Linked DNA regions of Homo sapiens: region 2 is linked to region 1. A link is an interaction called in ENCODE POLR2A ChIA-PET data of the cell type or tissue named here. Cell type or tissue: B cell. All regions are shown on one strand. Region 1 overlaps TRAF3 (TNF receptor associated factor 3). Region 2 has its middle 37 kb from the start of TRAF3.

Region 1 (4,000 bases):
CAAAACCGAGGCCAGATGTGTTTCAGAGTTCAGAATTTTTTGAATTTTAGAAAGGAAATATTGTACGCATATTTTATATATTATATATTATATAACACTCCAGGGAAGTCTGAGGCAGTAACCATAAGAAAACACATTAATTCACCGGGTGTGGTGGCTCTTGACTGTAATCCCAGCACTTTGGGAGGCCGAGGTGGGAGGATCACTTGAGTCTAGGAGTCTGAGACTAGCCTAGGTAACAAAGTGAGAAGACACGGAGTCTCGTTCTGTCGCCCAGGCGGGAGTGCCGTGGCGCGATCTCCGCTCACTGCAAGCTCCGCCTTCCGGGTTTACGCCATTCTCCTGCCTCAGCCTCCCGAGTAGCTGGGACTACAGGCGCCCGCCACTGCGCCCGGCTAATTTTTTGTATTTTTAGTAGAGACGGGGTTTCACCGTGGTCTCGATCTCCTGACCTCGTGATCCGCCCGCCTTGGCCTCCCAAAGTGCTGGGATTACAGGTGTGAGCCACCGCGCCCGGCCAGAACCCTTTCTTTACAAAATTTAAATTAAAAAATCAGCTGGGTGTGGCGGCACAAGCCTGTAGTCCTCGCTACTTGAGAGGCTGAGGTGGGAAGATCTCTTGAGATCAGAAGTTCAAGGCTGCAGAGAGCTTTGATCACACCACTGATTCTAGCCTGGGCAACAGAGCAAGAGTCTTCTCAAAAAAAAAAAAAAAAAAAAGGAAAAGAACAGGAAACATGTTAATTAACCATCTGTGGTAAAATAATGAAATATTCATATTAAGTGGAATAGAGATTATAAATAGCCTCACATAAGTTCAGGCCAAGTGGCACCAAATCTATGAAAAAACATTCCATTTTCAGAGGCTCTGGGGTTTCAGCACTGTGGCTGAGGAACTGGGGCCTGCACCATCGCACTCACTTTATGTGCTACGGTCCTGGTTCAGAAAGGCCAAATAACTTGGTCAAGTTCATGCAGCTGGGAAAGAAGAGAGGCAAGGTATGAACCCCGACTCTCTCACCCAAAGCCTGCACGGTGCTTCTCACACTTAAATGAACGCAATGATCACCTAACAGCCTCTCTGAGAGCTGACTGTGAGTCGGCAGGTCTGAGGCAGGGCCTGGGAAACTGCATTCCTAAAGCACTGGGGCTCCTGGAGGGAATGTGCTGCTTCCACTGGACCAGAGGCTCCCAGTCCAGCAGGGCATCAGCACTCCCAGGAGTTCTTTAAAAATTCCCTCTAAATCTGAATTTCCAGGGTCTTAACTGATAGAAATTGTATGGGTGGGGGCCTCAGTTTTTGTGGTCATTTCTAATAGCCCATTAAGAGAAATAAATCACTAATAAAGTAGGGCTCTGAGAAGGCAGCCCGCAAGCCCAGTCAGGAGTTCCCCTTGGAGTCCCTACTTTCCATCAAAGGAGTCTAGGAAGATTCCAGCAATGACCACAAAATGTTATTAAATTCCTCAGAGACAACATACCCCAGCCATCCCAGGTTCTGGGGATCACAGCATTTTTCACCCTCCCTTGGAATCAACAAAATCCTACACATACCACACTAAAGGCCAAGTTCTAGAGGACAACCACAAACAAATGTGAAAACTATTGCTGCCTGGCAGCTGACAGAAGGAAATACTTAGCAGAAGACTATGAGAAAAGAAGTGCTTGGCCAAGAGCAGTGGCTCAGCCTGTAATTCCAGCACTTGAGATGCCAAGGCACGCAGGTCCTTTGAGGGCAAGAGTTCAAGACCAGCCTGACCAACATGGTGAAACCCCATCTCTACTAAAAATACAAAAATTAGCCAGGTATGGTGGCATGTGCCTGTAGTCCCAGCTACACAGGAGGCTGGGGCAGAAGAACTGCCTGAATCTGGGAGACGGAGGTTGCAGCGAGCAGAGATCGCACCATTGCACTCCAGCCTGGGCGACAGAGTGAAACTCCGTCTCAAAAAAACAAACAACAACAACAACAAAAACAAGTAAAGAAGTGCTAACACTTGGGCTAGGCTACACTGTGGGAATGAATTCATGAACTGAATGGAATCTGCACATACTTAATCAAACTGTGTATTCTGAATTATGCTCACGAGATGCTAAGATGGAAAAGAACATGAGTGGTAGTGCAGCTGGTTCCTCCCGCTGTGTCAACTCTCTGCAGGTCCTCTGATGTCTGCTAAGCTCCTCCCAAATGTACCCATCATGAGAAAGACTCTGAGCAGGACTTCCACAGCACTAATCTCCCCCCAATGCCACCAGACTCTTAATTCTGCTTTCAGTAGTCCAAATCAGCCACTGCTTCTCACACCCAGTCTCAGGTCACTTCTGATATGACATGTATGTACCCCAGCCTGGTCACCACCCTAATGCTGGTTCTCTGCAGAAGCTCATTTGGTTAAATTCCTCATGTAAACTGAACAAGAGTCCTATTCTGACCTCGGTATTAGCTTTTGATAATTACTAATCCTGTAATTTGTCCTTTTTTTGTTCTATTGCCTCCTTCATAAAGTGTCACGTTCCAGACTGAAACTGGCAGTCTGAATTTCCTGAGAACACAGAATGCCTCATGGAGCATTTTTATGCATTTACCTAGCACTGTAACAGCAGGACTGGCACCCATGAAGTGCTTTACAAAGGTCTGCTGAGGCCGGGTACAGTGGTCATGCCTATAATCCCGGCCATTTGGGAGGCCGAATCAGGAGGATCACCTGAACCTAGGAATTTGAGACCAGCCTGGGCAACATAGAGGCCCCATCTCTACAAAAAAAATTTTGTTTTTGAGACAGGGTCTCGCTCTGTCGCCCAGACTGGAGTGCAGTGGTGCGATCTCAGCTCACCACAACCTCTGCCTCCCAGATTCAAGCTGTCCTCCTACCTCAGCCTCCTGAGGAGCTGGAACTAATGGCACACGCCACCACACCTGGCTAGTTTTTATATTTGTTTTATAGAGATGAGGTCTCCATAAAGCCCAGGCTGGTCTCAAACTCCTGAACTCAAGCAATCTGCTCACCTTTGCCTCCCAAAGTGCTGGGATTGCAGGTGTGAGCTACCGTACCTGGCCCAAAAAATGTTGGAAACTTAGAAAGTGAGGATCACTTGAGACTGAGAGGTCGAGGCTACAGTGAGCTGTGATCGCACCACTGCACTCCAACCTGGGCAACAGAGCAAGACCCAGTCTCAAAAAAAAAAAAAGGGTTTTCTGAACTAAGCTAGATTTGGTCAGTGCTCACTTAAATGTTTTAAATGTTGTTTTTCTTTACATGAAAATACACTGAGTACCTAAGCTTAGTCAGGCACACAGTAGTTAATACATGCTGAACTGGTGAATGTGTGGTGGACATATCCTGTCCTCTCTTTCCCGACTAAGAAATACGAGTGCCTAGGCTGGGCGTGGTGGCTCACACCTGTAATCCCAGCACTCTGAGAGGCCGAGGCAGGTAGATCACCTGAGGTCAGGAGTTGGAGACCAGCCTGACCAACATGGTGAAACCCTGTCTCTACTAAAAATACAAACTTAGCCAGGCGTGGTGGTGCAAACCTGTAATCCCAGCTACTCGGGAAGCTGAGGCGGGAGAATCGCTTGAACCTGGGTGGCGGAGGTTGCGGTGAGCCAAGATCACGCCACTGCACCTCCAGCCTGGGTGACAAGAGCAAAACTACATCTCAAAAAAAAAAAAAAGAAAGAAAAAGAAATACAAGTGCCTTCAACCTTAAATACCATTTTTCATTTTTATGGATTTTTAAAAACTGATTATTTTATTTTCACAGCAACTATAATCTCCATATGCCATGCAAGGAGACAAGGCTTTCAAAGAGATTCAATGATTTGCCTAAGGTCACAAAGACAGATGGGGACTAGACCACTGGTCTCTAACTCCTCCTGCAATCTTGTCCTTCCACTGCGGGGTTTCTGCAGGAGGGACGCCACTATCTCCTCCTCCTCCTCCTCTTCCTCCTGCCTCTGGCTTACCAACAGATAATCTCTACGCTTCCCACCATTCTT
Region 2 (4,000 bases), 59 kb after region 1:
AAAAAAAAAAAAAAAATTAGCCAGGCATGCTGGCGGGTGCCTATAATCCCAGGTACACAGGAGGCTGAGGCAGGAGAATTGCTTGAACCCGGTGGGCGGAGGTTGCAGTGAGCCAAGATCATGCCATTGCACTCCAGCCTGGGCAACAGAGTGAGATTCCATCTCAAAATAAATAAATAAATATATCAACTCAGCTGGATGCAGCGACTCATGCCTGTAATCCCAGAACTTTGGGAGGTCAAGGCAGGTGGATCTCTTGAGCCCAGGAGTTCAACACCAGCCTGAGCAACATGGTGAAACACTGTCTCTACAAAAAATTTAAAATTTGCTGAGCATGGTGGCACGTGCCTCTAGCCCCAGCTACTTGGGAGGCTGAGATGGGAGGATCACTTGAGCCCAGGAGATCAAGGCTGCAGTGAGCCCTGATTGTGCCACTGCCCTCCAGTCTGGGTGATGAAGCAAGACCCTATCTCTCTAAAATATAATAATAATAAATGAAAGGCACCAACTCACAGAGTTGAGCAGCTCAGTGAACCCCCCAGGAGCATAATGAAGCAGAACAAATGCAAAGCCACATCCAGGCAATCATCATCAACTAGATGAAAGCCCTAGACAAAGAAAAAAAATTTAAAACAGCCAGAGAAAAAAGGAATGTTGGCTGGGCGCGGTGGCTCACGCCTGTAATCCCAGCACTTTGGGAGGCCAAGGCAGGTGGATCACGAGGTCAGGAGTTTGAGACGAGCCTGACCAACACAGTGAAACCCCACCTCTACTAAAAATACAAAAATTAGCTGGGTGTGGTGGTGCATGCCTGTAATCCCAGCTACTTAGGAGGCTGAGGCAGGAGAATTGCTTGAACTCAGGAGGTAGAGTTTGCAGTGAGCTGAGATTGCACCACGGCACTCCAGCCTGGGAGACAGAGCGAGACTCTGTCTCAGAAAAAAAAAAAAAAAAAAAAAAGTAATGTTATTTTCAGAGAAGTAAAATGGTTGTGTGTTGACTTTTGCTTAAAACTATGGAAGCTAGAAGACAATGGAATTACATCCTTAATGTGCCAGAAGACAAAAATAAAACCCTAATATTTTACAAACAGAAAATTTATATTTTACATCTATCAAATATAAATGCAAAATAATGATGACTTTAGTTTTTTTTTTTTTGGCTTTTTTTTTTGAGATGGAGTCTTGCTCTGTTGCCTACGCTGGAGTGCAATGGTGCAATCTCTGCTCACTGCAACCTCCGCCTCCCGGGTTCAAGCAATTCCTCTGCCTCAGTTTCCTGAGTATCTGGGATTACAGGCACCTGCCACCATGCCTGGCTAATTTTTATATTTTTAGTAGAGATGGGGTTTCACCATGTTGGCCAGGCTGGTCTCAAACTCCTGACCTCAGGTGATCCATCTGCTCTAGCCTCCCAAAGTGCTGGGATTACAGACGTGAGCCACTGCACCCAGCCAGATTTTTTTTTTAAAGGAAAGAATTTAGCAACAGCAGACATGCACTGAAAAAAGTACTTAAGTTCTTGGGCCAGGCACAGTGACTCATACCTGTACTGCCAGCACTTTGGGAGGCCAAGGTGGGAGGACGACTTGAGGCCAGGAGTTTCAGACTAGCCCTGGCAACGTAGCAAGACCCTGTCTCTACAAAAAAAAGTTGAAAATTTAGCTGGGCTGGCCAGGCGCGGTGGCTTATGCCTGTAATCCCAGCTACTTGGGAGGCTGCGGTGGGAGAATCACTTGAACCCAGGAGATGGAGGTTGCAGTGAGCAGAGATTGTGCCACTGCACTCTTGAGCTCAGGAGTTCGAGACCAGCCTGGACAACATGGCAAAATCCTGTCTCTACAAAAAAAAATTAAAAGAAAAAAAATTAGCCAGGTGTGATTTGTGCCTGTAAGTCTCAGCTACTTGGGAGGCAGAGGTGGGAGGACTGCTTGAGCCCAGGAGGTTGAGGCTGCAGAGAACCGTGATTACACCACTGCACTCCAACCTGGGCAACAAAGCAAGACCTTGTCTCACACACAAAAAATTTAAAAATTAGCCAGTCACAGTGGCATGTGCCTGTACTTCCAGCTACTCGTAGGCGGGTTAGCAGGGGAACTGAAGTGGGAGGATCACTTGAGCCGGGAGGTCGAGGCTGTAGTGAACCATGATCGCACCACTGCACTCCAGCCTGGGCCACAGTGAGACCCTGTCTCAAATGAAACTTTAGTCTGGGTGCGGGTGGTTCACGCCTATAATCCCAGCACTCTGGGAGACCAAGGCGGGTGGATCACGAGGTCAAGAGACTGAGACCATTCTGGCCAACATGGTGAAACCCCATCTCTACTAAAAATACAAAAATTAGCCAGGTGTGTGGTGGGCACCTGTAGTCCCAGCTACTCAGGAGGCTGAGGCAGGAGAATGGCATGAACCCGGGAGGCAGAGGTTGCAGTGAGCTGAGATCACACCACTGCACTCCAGCCTGGCGATAGAGTGAGACTCCATCTCAAAAGAAAAAAAAAATTTTTTAAAAACCTATCATTATTAATTTTTGTATTCTTATCTTTACTGTTTTGATCAATGTCCTTTTTTTTAATGGCATGTTAGGCCAGTAGGAGGTCCTTTAGTTTGGCTCCCAAGTCCCTCGGACGTGACCCCATCATTTTGGGTGCTTCTTTGATCTCTGGCATCAGATTCCCAGGCTCCCCTTGTATACTTCCTTCCTCCCATAGCGAAATCCAGTCACTTCTCCAAAGAACATGGTTCCTTTCCGTGGGAAATGGCATTCAGAGACCACGATCCAGCTTTGGGGCGGGGAGGTGGAAAGGTGCAGGTCACAGTGCCCCTGCCAGCCTCTGCCTTCATGTGGCACATCCAGGGCCTACCTTCCCACTGTTGAAAGCCTTGGACCACCACTGAGTGGTAAAACTTGGCTCACGGATGAATCACGACCCCTAGCAGGGTGGGCTCGGCATCTCTGGAAGTCAGATCAATCACCGACAAAGCCTTCCTGGACTCTACACAGGGAGGGAGTCTCTGGGCTAGGGTGGGGTGAGGCCTGGGGTTACCTCCTGGCCCATCCCAGCACCCCAGGCTTGAATGGTGGCACAGTTCAGCCAACTAATCCAATCATAGGAAACCTGCTGCTACCCTCCCTGTGTGGATGTTTCCATTTCTCTGTCTCCCGACTGGAATTCAGGGTCCTTCAGGGCTGGAACCCTGTCTGTCTTGCTCATCACCTGCCCAAAGCTACATTGCAGGGGCTCAAGAAATGCTTTTGCTGACAAATGCCTCAAAGGCACGATTTCCTTTTACCAAGAAGGGACTCAACAACTGGAAGGACTCACATTGCAGAGCAGGGTTTGGAACCTGCCTCAGGCTGGCTGCCCCCAAGGCATCCCCGCCCCACCCTGCTGGGTCCCAGGAAAGCCTAAGGGCTGTGCAGAGCATGCAGCTCCGGGCACTTTGCTGGGACAGGCCTGCAGGGACACGGTCCTTACTGGCTACTCCCAGAAAGGCTGGGAACCTCCCCCAGCCCCATATGCCCCGCACCCCATCCCAGTTCAACTGATGTGGGAGGCAGCTGTGGATCTACCGGCCATTTGGTTGGGGAGGCAGCTGAGTGGCCACCTCCTCACCAGGGCATCCAAAGGGATAGGGCATGTACCTGGCTCTTGCCGGCCCCACTCAAATGGAGAAACAGAACACCAGGGGCGGGAGGGGCTTGTCTCACAGCACAGTGATTCAGGGACAGAATCCAAGCCCCTGATTCCTAGCCAGGCAAGATTCAGCTTCACAGAGCTGGAAGGTGCTGCAGCCCAATGTAGGCTGGGGCAGGAAGGCCAGGAGGATGTGGCCAGAGGAATGAGGGGTGGGGAGCGGGGAACACATTTCAATTCTGAATCTCCTTCATGAACAAGGCATTCAACCAAGAGGACCGAGGCTCAGCAGCCTGGAGGGCCGTGGAGAGGACAGCTACCAAGAAAGGCCTGGCAGCCACGTACACCCCCAACTAAATGTGT

The links. Peaks named below come from ENCODE experiments on the same cell type or tissue, not always from the same donor. Only the 100,000 strongest peaks of a DNase experiment are listed, where the experiment ranks them.
Region 2: POLR2A ChIA-PET joins it to region 1 with 12 read pairs; 7 of 35 experiments call an interaction of 5 or more read pairs at or near these places.

The regions. Positions count from the first base shown.
Region 1 is chr14:102,797,416-102,801,415 of GRCh38, reverse strand. All of the region lies in intron 1 of TRAF3 (TNF receptor associated factor 3), which reads right to left. Among named protein-coding and RNA genes, the nearest start is that of TRAF3, 22 kb to the right of the region's middle. RefSeq lists an enhancer at 2,549-2,598. In B cell, no CTCF peak of the experiment used is centred here; no DNase peak of the experiment used is centred here; H3K27ac peaks cover 2,389 bases.
Region 2 is chr14:102,738,659-102,742,658 of GRCh38, reverse strand. No RefSeq gene overlaps it. Among named protein-coding and RNA genes, the nearest start is that of TRAF3, 37 kb to the left of the region's middle. In B cell, no CTCF peak of the experiment used is centred here; no DNase peak of the experiment used is centred here.